Regions from separate parts of the Homo sapiens genome. Here region 1 is linked to region 2. Evidence: chromatin contacts called from ENCODE Hi-C or POLR2A ChIA-PET data. All regions are on one chromosome and are shown on one strand. The core of a region is the stretch at or near the end of the contact, and the rest is flanking DNA. Distances in the headings are between cores, read along the strand shown. Region 1 has its middle 25 kb from the start of AQP1. Region 2 overlaps MINDY4 (MINDY lysine 48 deubiquitinase 4).

Region 1 (5,883 bases), core at 2,543-5,042, 140 kb after region 2:
AGCAGGTGGGGCTGAGGCAGAAGCTTCCTGTTGGCGTGGTTGTCCTGGGACCGCCGTGTCTGCCTGTGGGGATACTCGGGTTCATGATAAGAGAAAGCCAGATGAGAGCTGGAGGTGATGGGGTTTAACCAAAGCCCCGACACCTGCATCATCATAGAGCTGGGAACACTGAGGCCAGAGAGATGGGACCTGCCCCAAGTCACCTCTGGCCTCAGTCGCAGAGATGGGACTGGAGCTCTTTCTGCTGCCCTGAGCTAGCGTTGGCCCTCACCTCTGATTGCCTTTTACTGTGACCATTTCTCATTTCTGCTTTTCTCTGCCCATGGGGGACAGTCCTACACCATCCCTGCCAAGGCCTTTACAGCCCCCCAAATGGTCCTAAGCACAGGCACGATCGCCAGCTCACCTGTCCTTGCTCTGAGCACCGCCATCCCTGCTGGCCTCTCTTCCACTGTGAGTCCCAGGAGACAGTTCCAGGGGCAAAGAAACATTCGCTGAACAAAGAAGAGGAGAAAACAGTGTTCAGGGGGCCCGGGCCTTGTAGGCTGGGCATTCTGGCCAGGCCAGGGGCACTGGTTCCCCAGGTGCCTAGTGGAAGGCCTGTGGTGTAGGAGCAGAGGCCAGAGGAGCTGCTGGGGAGGAGGCTGGCCTGGGGGAGCTGAGCAAACTCATGAGACTCAGAGCTCTGGGTGCCTGTGATTTCAGGATAGAGTCTGGGCTTTGGAGATCAGGGGTCCCTGACTTGGGTCAGAGGGGAGGCTAGAATCCTCAGCGTGGTCAGCGAGGGGGCAAAAGGAGCACCGTTTGCAAAGTCCCTGCCGTGTATTTGGCACCGCGCAGGAACTGCATTTCATGTTTACTGCTTGGCTTGATACTCACAAATGAGCTGAGAGTTAGGGATTACTCATTCATTCATCCAAGAAATATTTATCAAGCTCTTACTATTTGTCAAGCACCATTCTGGGTGCTGGGTATTGAAGAAAACAGACAATGTTTGCATTTTATAGATGAAGAAACTCTAAATCAGAGAGGTTAGGCAAGCACCCAAAGTCACACAGCTGGAAAGGTCTGGGACTAAGTTCTTTGCCTTTGTCTATAATGGTTGGGCAGAAAGGCAGGGCGGTGGAGTAGAGAGGGCCCGATGGCCTTGCTATGTGAGCAAGAGCAAGTCACTTCCCCTCCCTGGACCTGAATTTCCTCAGTAGATTTTGAGGCCTTTGGCCAAGCAGTCTGGAATAGCTCCTGTGGGCAAAAACTGAAATTAAAATTTTACATGGGATAGCTACTGATTTTTGAGCATGTTCTGTGCATCAGATCGTGGAGTGTCTATGGGGAGCCATTGAAGGTTCCTGAGCAGGGGTCGGGGGAGCATCCCTGAACTACTCTTGCCCTTGGGCCCTTCCCAGTTCTCCAGGACCTCTTGTCCTAGGGTTATCAGGGGAAGCAGCTGAAGCTTTGGACAAACAGTAGGGGCAGGCAGGGACACAGGGACATATGGTTTATAAATAAGGGAGCTGGGTGGGGCAGGGATGGATTGGGTGGGAAGGGTGACGGTTGAGCTGCAGGGAGAGGCCAGGAGAAGGCCTCAGGAGACGTACATCTGCTCCTGGTACTCACCACCCCCCATCACCCTGGGGGCAGCCCCCTCCTCTGATCAGAGCTGACTCTAGCATCCCCTGTGTCCAGCCCCAGGCTCAGCATCTCTGAAGGGGGCACCAGGGGCCGGAGCTCTGGTCTAGCCCTCCAGGTCCTCCCAGAGGGTACCAGGGCTGCTTCCTCCATGAAGTCTTCCATGCTGAGTCCAGCTTATCTTGACCACACCAGTACACATCACCAAGCCACCCAGGTTTGTAAACAAAAGCACAGGATCATCAGCCCTCGGTGCTCAGAGAAGAGGGGTCAGAAAAGAGGGAGGTTATTGCGGGGAGAGGAGCCTTGAAGAAAGGGTAGAGGCTGGGCAGTTGGAGGGGAGGGTGAGGGAGGGGAGGAATTTAACCTGGGGAAGGGGAGGGTTGGTGGGGGATTTTCTCTCCATCTCAGGCCCTGCCCCTCTTGCCTGTGATACGGTGGTTACCTCCTTTCCTGCCTCTCCCAGTACACTTTAAATTTTTTATTTGATTAAAATAATAAAACGTTTGTTACTTATACAATAATACATGGAACTTAGTAGAATGGTTTAGACCAAGGGCTCTGGAATCAGGTTGCCTGGGTCAGAATCTGGGGCCAGATATCAGGCGTGTGAACTCCAACAAATCACTGGTGCCTCAGTTTCCTCATCTGGAAAATGACCCACTTCATGAGGTTGGTGTGAAGATTAAATGAGCTAATATACATAAAGTGATTATTAAAGGGCCTGGCCCATAGTAAGCGCTAAATAAGTATGAATTATTGGAGATGTAAATTATAATGTTTAATAACATAATAAACACTCATGATCCCAACACTCAATTCAGGAACTGGAACATTTCCAAAATTTGCATCTAGCTTGTACGTCTCTCCCACTCCCCTAGCATCCCCTAAAGGTGTCTACTATCCTGAATTTTGTGTTTGTCATTCCTTTGCTTAAAAAGAAAACATTTGTATTCATGCCTGTACACCTAATCAATAATTTGTTCCTTGATTTTTGAGCTTTATAAAAATGGGAGCATACTGTAGGTAGCCTCTGGGCTGTCCACTCAATCTTCAGTTTCTGGGAGATGCATCAATGCTGTGCCTGTGGCAGTGGTTCATTGTTTTGGGGAACTCACCACCCTTGATTTCTTCCCGGCCACTGTTTCCCACTCCTGACCACAGGGAGAGCACAAAGCCCACTGTGTCTGCCCCAGCCTCCAGGCCCTCAAACTTCCTCTCCTGCAGCAGTCCAGCTGGCCCCTTCCTCAGCACTCTAGCCCTAGCTGTCTAGCTCTGTCCCTACCCAGACCTGGGGCCACATTTTTAGACACTGCCTCTTCTCCCATCTGTATGTTGCTCTGCAGGGAGTGACTGGCCAGGGGCACCAACCTGGGCCTGAGTCCTTGCTTTGCTTCTAATTGGCTGTGTGACCCTGGGTGGGCCTCCTGCCCTCTCTTGTCCTCAGTCTCCCCACCTGTAAGGAGAGTGGGTGAAGTGGTCCTTTCTCTGGAATGTCTGTGGTGTCCCAGTCCCTCCCTGGCCTGGAGGTGGTGCTTTGCCTCATCTGGAATGCCTGGGGAGTGGGGCCAGGTGGGACAGTGCATGTGTGGGGTGTAGCTGGGGCCTGGGAGGCACCTTTCCCCAGGATGCTCCCACCATGCTCTGGGGGCTCTGCTTCCTCTGTGCCTTGAGTTAGTGTGTAATAACCACTTCAAACCAAAATAGGCACATTGAAATTTTGAACCAAAGCTTCGAGGGGAGTTACAGCATGCAACTTGGGCTGCAGACAGCACCCAAGGCTGGGAACCTAGGGGCCTGAGTCCAAGTCCCAGCTCAGAGAACAATTTCCTGTGAGACCCTGGGTACTTCACTTTCTCCTTTTGCAAAATGAGGCCAATTCTCCATGCTGGGCACATGCGAGGAACAGGTGGGTCTGTGTATCTCACAGGTGTATATATCTCACCTCTCTAGCCCCACTCCCCTCACAGGGCTGGATAGAGAAAGCCTGCTCTAGGAGAAACAGGGCAAAGTCTGCAGTGAAGTTTAAAGTTTATAAAGAAATGAGTTATCCATGCACAAATCAAACCACCGTCTTCGGTTGGAGGAAAACAAAGTGTCACATTGTTCTCACATTGTCTGGCTGAAGGCCAGTGTTTCTTCCACACCCCTGCCTGCCCACACCTCGCCCTCACCCCTCCCCCTAACAGGTGCTACCTCTTTTGCCTGCTTTCCCCCCATTTTTCCCTATTTTTAATGATTTTGATGTGGAAACTTCCAGACATTAAAAAACTCTCATATACACAAATATAGTTTTTTTTAATGGAAAAAATCCTCCACATTCTGCCACTTGCTTTTTCTACTAAAAATCTTTATATTTTAATCAGCTTTATTGAGGAATAATTTACACACAACAAAATTCAGCAAGTTTATGTGTACACTTTGGTGATTTTTAACAAACGTGGACCATAGGGTGACAATCATCATGATCCCTGGATAGGACACTTTTGGACATTCCTAAATGACTGCAGGGGTTGAGTCTGCTGCTGGGAGAAGGAGACAGAGGCATCTGAGGAAGGAGCCACGGCCTGTGGGGGAGTGGGGCTAGGCAGGCCCTTAAGGATGGTGCCTCTGCCCCAGTGGGGGATAAGGGATTCCCTTCCTCAGTTTCATCATTTCTGTTCAGCAGCAAATTCACTTTGGAACTGCAAAGTTGACTTAAAAGTCTTTTTTTCTTTTATTTTTAATTAATTAATTTTTTTTAGAGACGAGGTCCGCTGTGTTGCCCAGGCTGGTCTCGAACTCCTGGCCTCAAGTGATCCTCCCACCTCAGCTTCCTGAGTCTCTGGGATTACAGGCGTGAGCCACTGTGCCTGGCTCTTGACTTAAAAGTCTTAAAAACCTAAAGCATCTAAGTGTCATTATTAAGGGTGTCCCCAGGACTCTCATCCCTGGTCCTTGTCCTGCACCTGACCCTGGCCAGAGCCTAGCCCTGGCAGTCCTGACTGCAGCCCTGTTTAGAGCTGGGTCTCTCAGGGGATCACGTGAGAGCGGCAGATGGCTCCAGGCCGCCAAGCCCCTGCAGCCCTGCAGAGCCACAGCTAAGTGAGGGCTGGGGCTGGCGGCTCCTGTCTGCGGGGATCCGTTCTGAAGTCCCAGGCCCCTGTGTCTCTGCAGGACTGCTGCCTGCGCCTGAAGGAAGGACAGCGTGGGGCGCAGGAGAGGGACTACACCCCAGCCAAAGGAGTCGCTTCCAGGTCCCCCAGCAAGGGAGATTTGGGCCAAATATCCAGAAACTGCTGATCCCCAAGGCCCATCCACCAGCTCCAAGCCCCCGGCCCCAGGTCTGGGCACCCTTCAGCCTGCGCATGCCTGGCGCCATCCTGAGACCGGGAGCTGCTTGTCGCCGTCGGGAAGAGGCGGCAGTTGCGCGTCATCACCACCAGGGGGCACCAGTACAGGTGGGACTAAACCCTGGGAGTTTCACCATCCACCAGACGTGCTCTCTGAGAACTTGTCAGTCCCCGCGGTCAAGGAGTCCATCTGCTAATGGGATAGACAGGCCAGCTTAAAATCTCGGCTGATATCTCTCATATCCGCCAAGATTACATGGAAAAACCATAACATCAGCTACCCCCTATATTAAATTTAAATAATTTTAATTGTGCAAGTAGTGAGGGTACAAATAAATTTTTCTTAACAATTGAAATACTGAAATTAAAGATCATGTTCCATTTGACCATCCCCTACATCCCATCCCTTTCCTCTTTTCCCTATTTTTATAGTTCTAGACATTAAAATATATGCAAATATAGGGTTTTTTAAATTCAAAAAGCACATACATTCTACAACTTGCTTTTTTCTGCTAAAAATCTATAAATGTTAATCAGCTTTATTGAGGAATAAATTTAGGTATTATAAAAATCACCAATTTTATGTGTTCAATTTGATGAATTTTAACAAATGTGTCCAATAGTGTAACCACCATCATGGTCACTGTATAGATTTCTGACATTCCTGAAATATTCTCTCTTAACACTTTCCAGTCAATTCACAACCTCACCTCTGCGCCCTGGCAACCTCTCATCTGCCTTCAGTTGCCACAGTTTTACTTTTTATAGAATTTCATATAGATGGAATCGTCCTGCATGGAGTTTTTGAGTCTGATGTCTTTCACTTAGCTTTTATAATGCTTTTGAGATTCATTTATATAGTTGTGTGTAAGTACTTTGTTCCTTTTTATTACTAAGTAATATTCCACTGTATGCACATACC
Region 2 (5,731 bases), core at 1,944-4,443:
TTGGAGGTCGAGCAGAGACATGCTGTGATCTCACTTGTGTTTTAATAGGGTCCCTCTGGCTGCTGTGTTGAATAGATTCAAGTGTGGAAGGAGGAAGGCAAGTGTGGAGGCAGGGAGACCAGTTAGGCAACTGCAGTAGTAGAAGAGAGCTGGTGGTGGCTTGCATCAGGGAAATGGCAGTGAAGGTGGTGAGACATGGGCTAGAATATGGGTGTATACATACATACAGACATACATCAGCAGGGCTATGTTCTGAGAAGTGCATTTTCAGAAGCGCATCCACATCTGTGGGCCCCTGGAGGCACTGAAGGACCTGGGAGAGTTTGGGGTGCACCTGTCTCTCTCCTCGAGACTGCTGAAGTGGAAACATCATAGAGTGTACTTACACTGACCTGGATGGTGCAGCCTACTACACACCTAGGCTAAATGGCTTAGCCTGTTGCTCCTAGTATACACACCTGGACAGCATGTTGCCGTATTGAATGCTATAGGCCATTGTAACACAATGGGAAGTATTTGTTTATCTAAACACATCTAAATTTAGGAAAGGTACAGTAACAATATGATACTATAATCTTATGGAACCACTGTGATATATGTGGTCTGATATTGACCGAAACCACATATCTCATTGGGATTCGTGTATGGATTGGATGTGCTGTGTTAGAGAAAGAAAGGAGGCAAGGATAACTGCAAAGATTTTGCTGAACAACTGTAAGAGGGGGGTTGCCGTTCCCTGAAATGAAGACTGTGGGAGAAGCAGGTTTAGGTCATGGTCATTGGGCCATAATTTATACCTCTGGTCTGCATGTTACTTTCTTCTTTTTTTTTTGAGACAGAGTCTCGCTGTGTCGCCCAGGCTGGAGTGCAGTGGCGTGATCTTGGCTCACTGCAAGCTCCGCCTCCCGGGTTCACGCCATTCTCCTGCCTCAGCCTCCCGAGTAGCTGGGACTGCAGTCGCCCGCCACCACGCCTGGCTAATTTTTTTTGCATTTTTAGTAGAGACGGGGTTTCACCATGTCAGCCAGGATGGTCTCAATCTCTTGACCTTGTGATCCGCCCGCCTCGGCCTCTCAAAGTGCTGGGATTACAGGCGTGAGCCACTGCGCCCAGCCCTGCATCTTACTTTCTATCAGGCCAGTGGTGTTTCTTTGTGAACTGGCCTTCCTGTGGCCTTAGTTCAGGGTCCATGTGCTTGCAGTCCACACATGTGAGCAGTGAGCTGTCCTGTTACTTTTGTGCTGTGACATTTCTCCTCTGGCACTGGGGTTTTATTGAAGCTGTTTAAGAGGCTTCCACACCAGGACTATTACTAGAGCCCAAGTTAGTAGGGTTGCTCACAGCTACTGTCTAAGGACAGTAAAAGCAAGTCCCCATCTTGCCTTTATGTCATGCACTTCTTTGTCTTGTGCTTGCAGGTTGCAGTCTGCTGAGCAGACCTCCAGGCCTCTCTGGGCCTCTGTGCTCCTGTCTGTAAATGAAGGGGTAGGATGGGCTGCTCTGTAATGGCTCCCCAATTCTACCCTCTACACATGCCTAGACCAGACTTCTGACTTCTTTTGTAATCTCTGAATTACTTTGATTCAGTTGACCTCTCTAAGGCTCATCTTATGTAAATAATGAGCCTGTAAACCAGGGTCCTGTGACTTTGGAGTCCTTCCTAGACTATAGGCTCCTCTGAGCACCTGTGGGTATATAGTAAATGGATTTAGGACACAGCAACCTGGAATCACTCCCAGCCCTGAGTATGAGCATCTGTCACTGGAGGCCTGTTCCAGGCTGTTCCTGGCTGCAGCATTTTGAGCTGAAGGCAGGCTGACTAGGGCAAGGTTAAATTCCACCATCCCTAACCCCTTTGCCTATTACTTGTTGAATGGTTTCTCAGGTTAGGTTCCTAAGAACAATGGTTCTTAAACTGTGATCTCTGGACTGGCAGCATCTGCATCATCTGGGAACTTTTTAGAAACAGCTTGTCTGACCCACTGAGTCAGAAGTTTGGGGGTGGAGCCCAGGAATCTGGGTTTTAACAAGCTTTTTAGGTGATGTCATGCGTGTCAAGCTTTGGGAAGCAATGCCCTAGGGGCCAAGCCTGAGTCAGATTCCGGTACATGTAATTTGTTGGGGGCATGCTCTCAGGAGGAAGTGGGGTGAGGAAAGTGGAACTGGGCAGGGGAAGGAGCTCAGCAAAGGTGTGAGGGCTAAGGGCTCAGGCTGATCCCCTGGGGAGATGTGGAGCATGAATTGACTCAGAGTTAGTCCCATGTTTAAGGCAAGGGAGTGAGCTTTTTGTGCCCCTCTTAGTCATTGGCTGTGGGCTGCCCATCCTGGAGTGGGGCGGGCAGTGTGCAACCTCCTAGATGAGTTTGGCAAAGGACGATTCTCCAGAAAAGGATGCAGCTGTGAGCCCTTAGCAGCTGACATTGACAGCAGCTGGGAAGTATTTACCTGTCTGAGGCAGCTGGGTGGGACACCTGTGGCCTCCATGTCAGTTCTCATGGCTCCTTCTGCATTCACCCAACCCCTAGGTATTACAGTAAAGATAAACTGCAAAGCCTGTCCCTGGATATCACCTTAGATGCATTGGATGCCCTGGTGAGATGGGCCAAGCAGGGATCTTTTACAGGTTAGGATACAGACTCCAGAAGGTGAGACTGAAACGAAACTGTTTCCAGGCTCAGACAGCCTTTCCCATCATGACATGTGCAGCCCTCTGCAAGAGCATCATATTACCCATTACTGGCTTTGTGGCTGGGTCACGTCCTTTTGTCTTAGTGAGTTCAGAGGTGTCATAGCCCAGGTAGGCACTGGGGATGCCAGTGCATGATATGGTTCCCTGCCTCCAGAAGCCCAGGGTGCACTGGGATGCCCTGTGTAATTGGGTGCTAAATTGTGGCCCTCACAAAGGAGTGGAAGTTCAGGGAGCAGTTAAGGGACGCTATTGAGGGGGCAGGAGGGCCCTGGGCTTGGAGAGGCAGTGTTTAATGCAAAAGACTTCCTGGTAAACCAGTAACATTGGAGAAGGAATGGCTGTACTTTTAATTCACAGATCCAGGGGAAGATTAACCTGCCTTGTTCTGCTGTGGGTCTCTGCAGCCTTGATACAGCCAAGGGCCCAAAGCCTCAGTGTTTCTGCCTTTGCATTGAAACACTCCTCTGACACTGGGGATGCCTGGCAGTTTTTCAGGTTTTGCAGAAGAATGGACAGTAGATGGCAGCAGATCTTCATCAATCCTCCCAACCCCAGCGATTTAGTCTCGTTGCCCTTGTTGCATAATTTAATTCAGGGGACATTCACCAGGCCCTACCAGACCTTTCTTAAGCAGTCCAGGGGGAGAGAGACAAGTGCATCCCAAACTCTCCCAGGTCCTCTAGAGCCTCTGGAGGCCCCCAGATCTGGAGTGAAAGCCACGGGCGCACAGATGCCTCTCTGTGTCCTGAGGGGGAATGAATTGTGCCAGCCGGGACTTGGAGGAGGCTTACAGAGGATGTGGCATTTGCGGTTCATTGACTGTTCCCTGCTTCTGAGCATCCCAGCTCTGAAAACATCTGCACCTCATGGGATGAGTAATGGGGAGAATTTTCATTTTAATTTGTCTTTATGCATTATTTGGACTTCACATCAGACTATTAAGGTTCAAAATCTGACTCTTGAGACACACAATACCTATTTCCTTTCCAGCATGCCGGTCATCCTGTGTGGATAGTGGCCTGCTTGGGCTCTTGCACTGGTTCAGCCTCACCTTCTTAACCTGTTCTGGGGACCTCTCTTCTGTGGTGGATACAGCTGTCCTCCACACCTGCCATTGATGCCCGATGCTCAGCCACTTCTCCCCACTTCTCAGCCTGTTGATCACATTTTACCCTATACATGTGCCCCCAGTCCACAGTGGAATGCCATTTCTCCTTCTGATTGCTGGCCTCCTGAAAGTAGGCACAGGAGATTAAACATGAGAAACAGCTCCAGTGCATGTTACAGGCCACTCTGAGCCCTCCAAAAATGGGGTTGATGACCCCTAAACCTTGTGTGGTTATTATAACCCCAAGGTACCTTCAGTTCCATGGTTTCCAAGTCTCTGATCTGATGCGTCTGCAGAGGAAAGAGATTTCCCTTGACTCAGATTTCCTTTGAGATCCAGAAAGTGCGGCTAAAGAAGTGAGAGAGTGGCCACACATCCCCCTGGAAGGGAAGATGAGTGATCTTGTATTGTCCATCTGTGGACATCAGCATGGCAGCTCTGAGATCTCCCTTGGACCACACCTGGGCCCTTGCCAGCTCCATCCTAGGTTCTGAGTCCTGGGATACAGGCTGGGAAGATGTTCCATGCAGGAGAAGTAGCAGCTGTTAGATGGAAGGAAGTTGTTGGGCTCTGAGATAATATTTGGGAGATGAGTGTGAGAGAGCAGGAGTGGTATTATGGAGAATCTTTCCTGTATTCCTTTTTTTCTCACTCCAAGATGCTTTTGTGCTGCTCTGTTAGCTATGTTCCAGCAGTTCCTGGCTACCAGAATCCCATATAAAGGCCCACATAGAGGTTAGTAGGACCAGAACAAGGCTGAGTGAGGTGAAGCATCTAGGATGCAAAATGTAAGGAGCTACTCACTCTCACAGTTGTTCAGCTGCAGGCTGGACACCTGCATTAACCTGAGAGGGAAGGTCTCTTAAAATTTTGCACCTTAGGCTTCTTGATTATCTCACCCTAATCCTATCCTGGTTAGCAGAGTTTGGCTGCTTTCTTTTGTTCCTTCAGTATCTTGGACAACCCTCAGTATAGAACAATGATTTGATAACTCATATTTATATTCATGAACTTTTTGAGGCCTGGAATGGGGCCTTATTTCTCTGTCTTTACTCAGCCATGTCTCTGTACCTGGCAATAATAAGTGCCAAGCAAATGAGAGAGTGCACTTAGCAAGGAGAATGGAAGGGAAAGTTATGCTAATCTGTCTGTGATAGTATCGTGAAACTTAAAAGTGGTAAGTCTTTCATATAATTGAAACAATTTGAACTTTAGTTTGCCTGTTGGCATTCATTAATTTACTCAGTAATTTTTTTGTTCATACAAAACTAGTTACATGACTGCCTGATCACCCAACCATATATCTAGCCAACTAAACAACTAACCAGCCATCTGACCACCCAACCAACCAACCATCCCAACCGACCAACCAAACCAACCAACCAACCCAACCAACCATCCAACCATCCATTCATCCAACAAACCATTCCACCCATCCAATCATCTCACCCACCCAACCAACCAACCCACCCAACCAACCAACCTAACCAACCCGGCCAACCAACCATCTAGTCAACCAACAAACTATCCAAACATCCATTCCATCCAACCAACTAACCAACCCACCCAATCAAACCAGCCAACTCACTGTCCCAACTGTGATGCCCCATCTTTAAGTCGTCTGGAATGTTGCCTTCTTCAAGAAGCCTTTCCTGATCTCTTCACTGTACCTATACTTGGACATGATCTGTTTCTCAGACCTCTCATGGCACATGTCACGCTGGAGAGAGTTGACAGGCTACTTTGTTCCTCCTGCTGGACTGTCAGCTGCCTGAGTATAGGGGTGACTTGTCTGTGTCCCTACCTTTTTGAGTTTTGCTCAGAATTATTCCAATAAATAAGAATTGAGATGGATTCTTGACTTTGCTTGGAATTTGGAAGGGGAGAATGAAGTATGAGGTCTTTCCTTAACTTAAGAAGTTCATAGAAGAGCA

What was found. Hi-C counts contacts between places; a loop is a spot of excess contacts on that map. ChIA-PET counts read pairs that join two places held with the same protein, here RNA polymerase II (POLR2A). Pooled maps may share reads with other maps.
Region 1: a loop to region 2 is called in a map of endothelial cell of umbilical vein, with 8 times the contacts of the local background. The contact joins two enhancer-like sites. A Hi-C loop is called at or near these places in 21 of 168 maps with a recorded cell type or tissue (Caco-2, Calu3, IMR-90 and 12 more), 22 of 37 single-sample maps with no recorded cell type and 31 of 50 pooled maps. POLR2A ChIA-PET finds 5 or more read pairs at or near these places in 2 of 52 experiments (AG04450 and Panc1).

The regions. Positions count from the first base shown.
Region 1 is chr7:30,933,884-30,939,766 of GRCh38, forward strand. No RefSeq gene overlaps it. Among named protein-coding and RNA genes, the nearest start is that of AQP1, 25 kb to the left of the region's middle. RefSeq lists an enhancer at 5,019-5,168. Within about 2 kb of position 3,793, at least 2 of the 41 ENCODE cell types and tissues checked have a DNase peak (open chromatin) inside an H3K27ac peak, as active enhancers do.
Region 2 is chr7:30,797,683-30,803,413 of GRCh38, forward strand. All of the region lies in intron 5 of MINDY4 (MINDY lysine 48 deubiquitinase 4), which reads left to right. The region is part of intron 7 of INMT-MINDY4 (INMT-MINDY4 readthrough (NMD candidate)); the gene reads left to right. Among named protein-coding and RNA genes, the nearest start is that of MINDY4, 29 kb to the left of the region's middle. RefSeq lists enhancers at 2,118-2,237, 3,104-3,233. Within about 2 kb of position 3,194, at least 8 of the 41 ENCODE cell types and tissues checked have a DNase peak (open chromatin) inside an H3K27ac peak, as active enhancers do.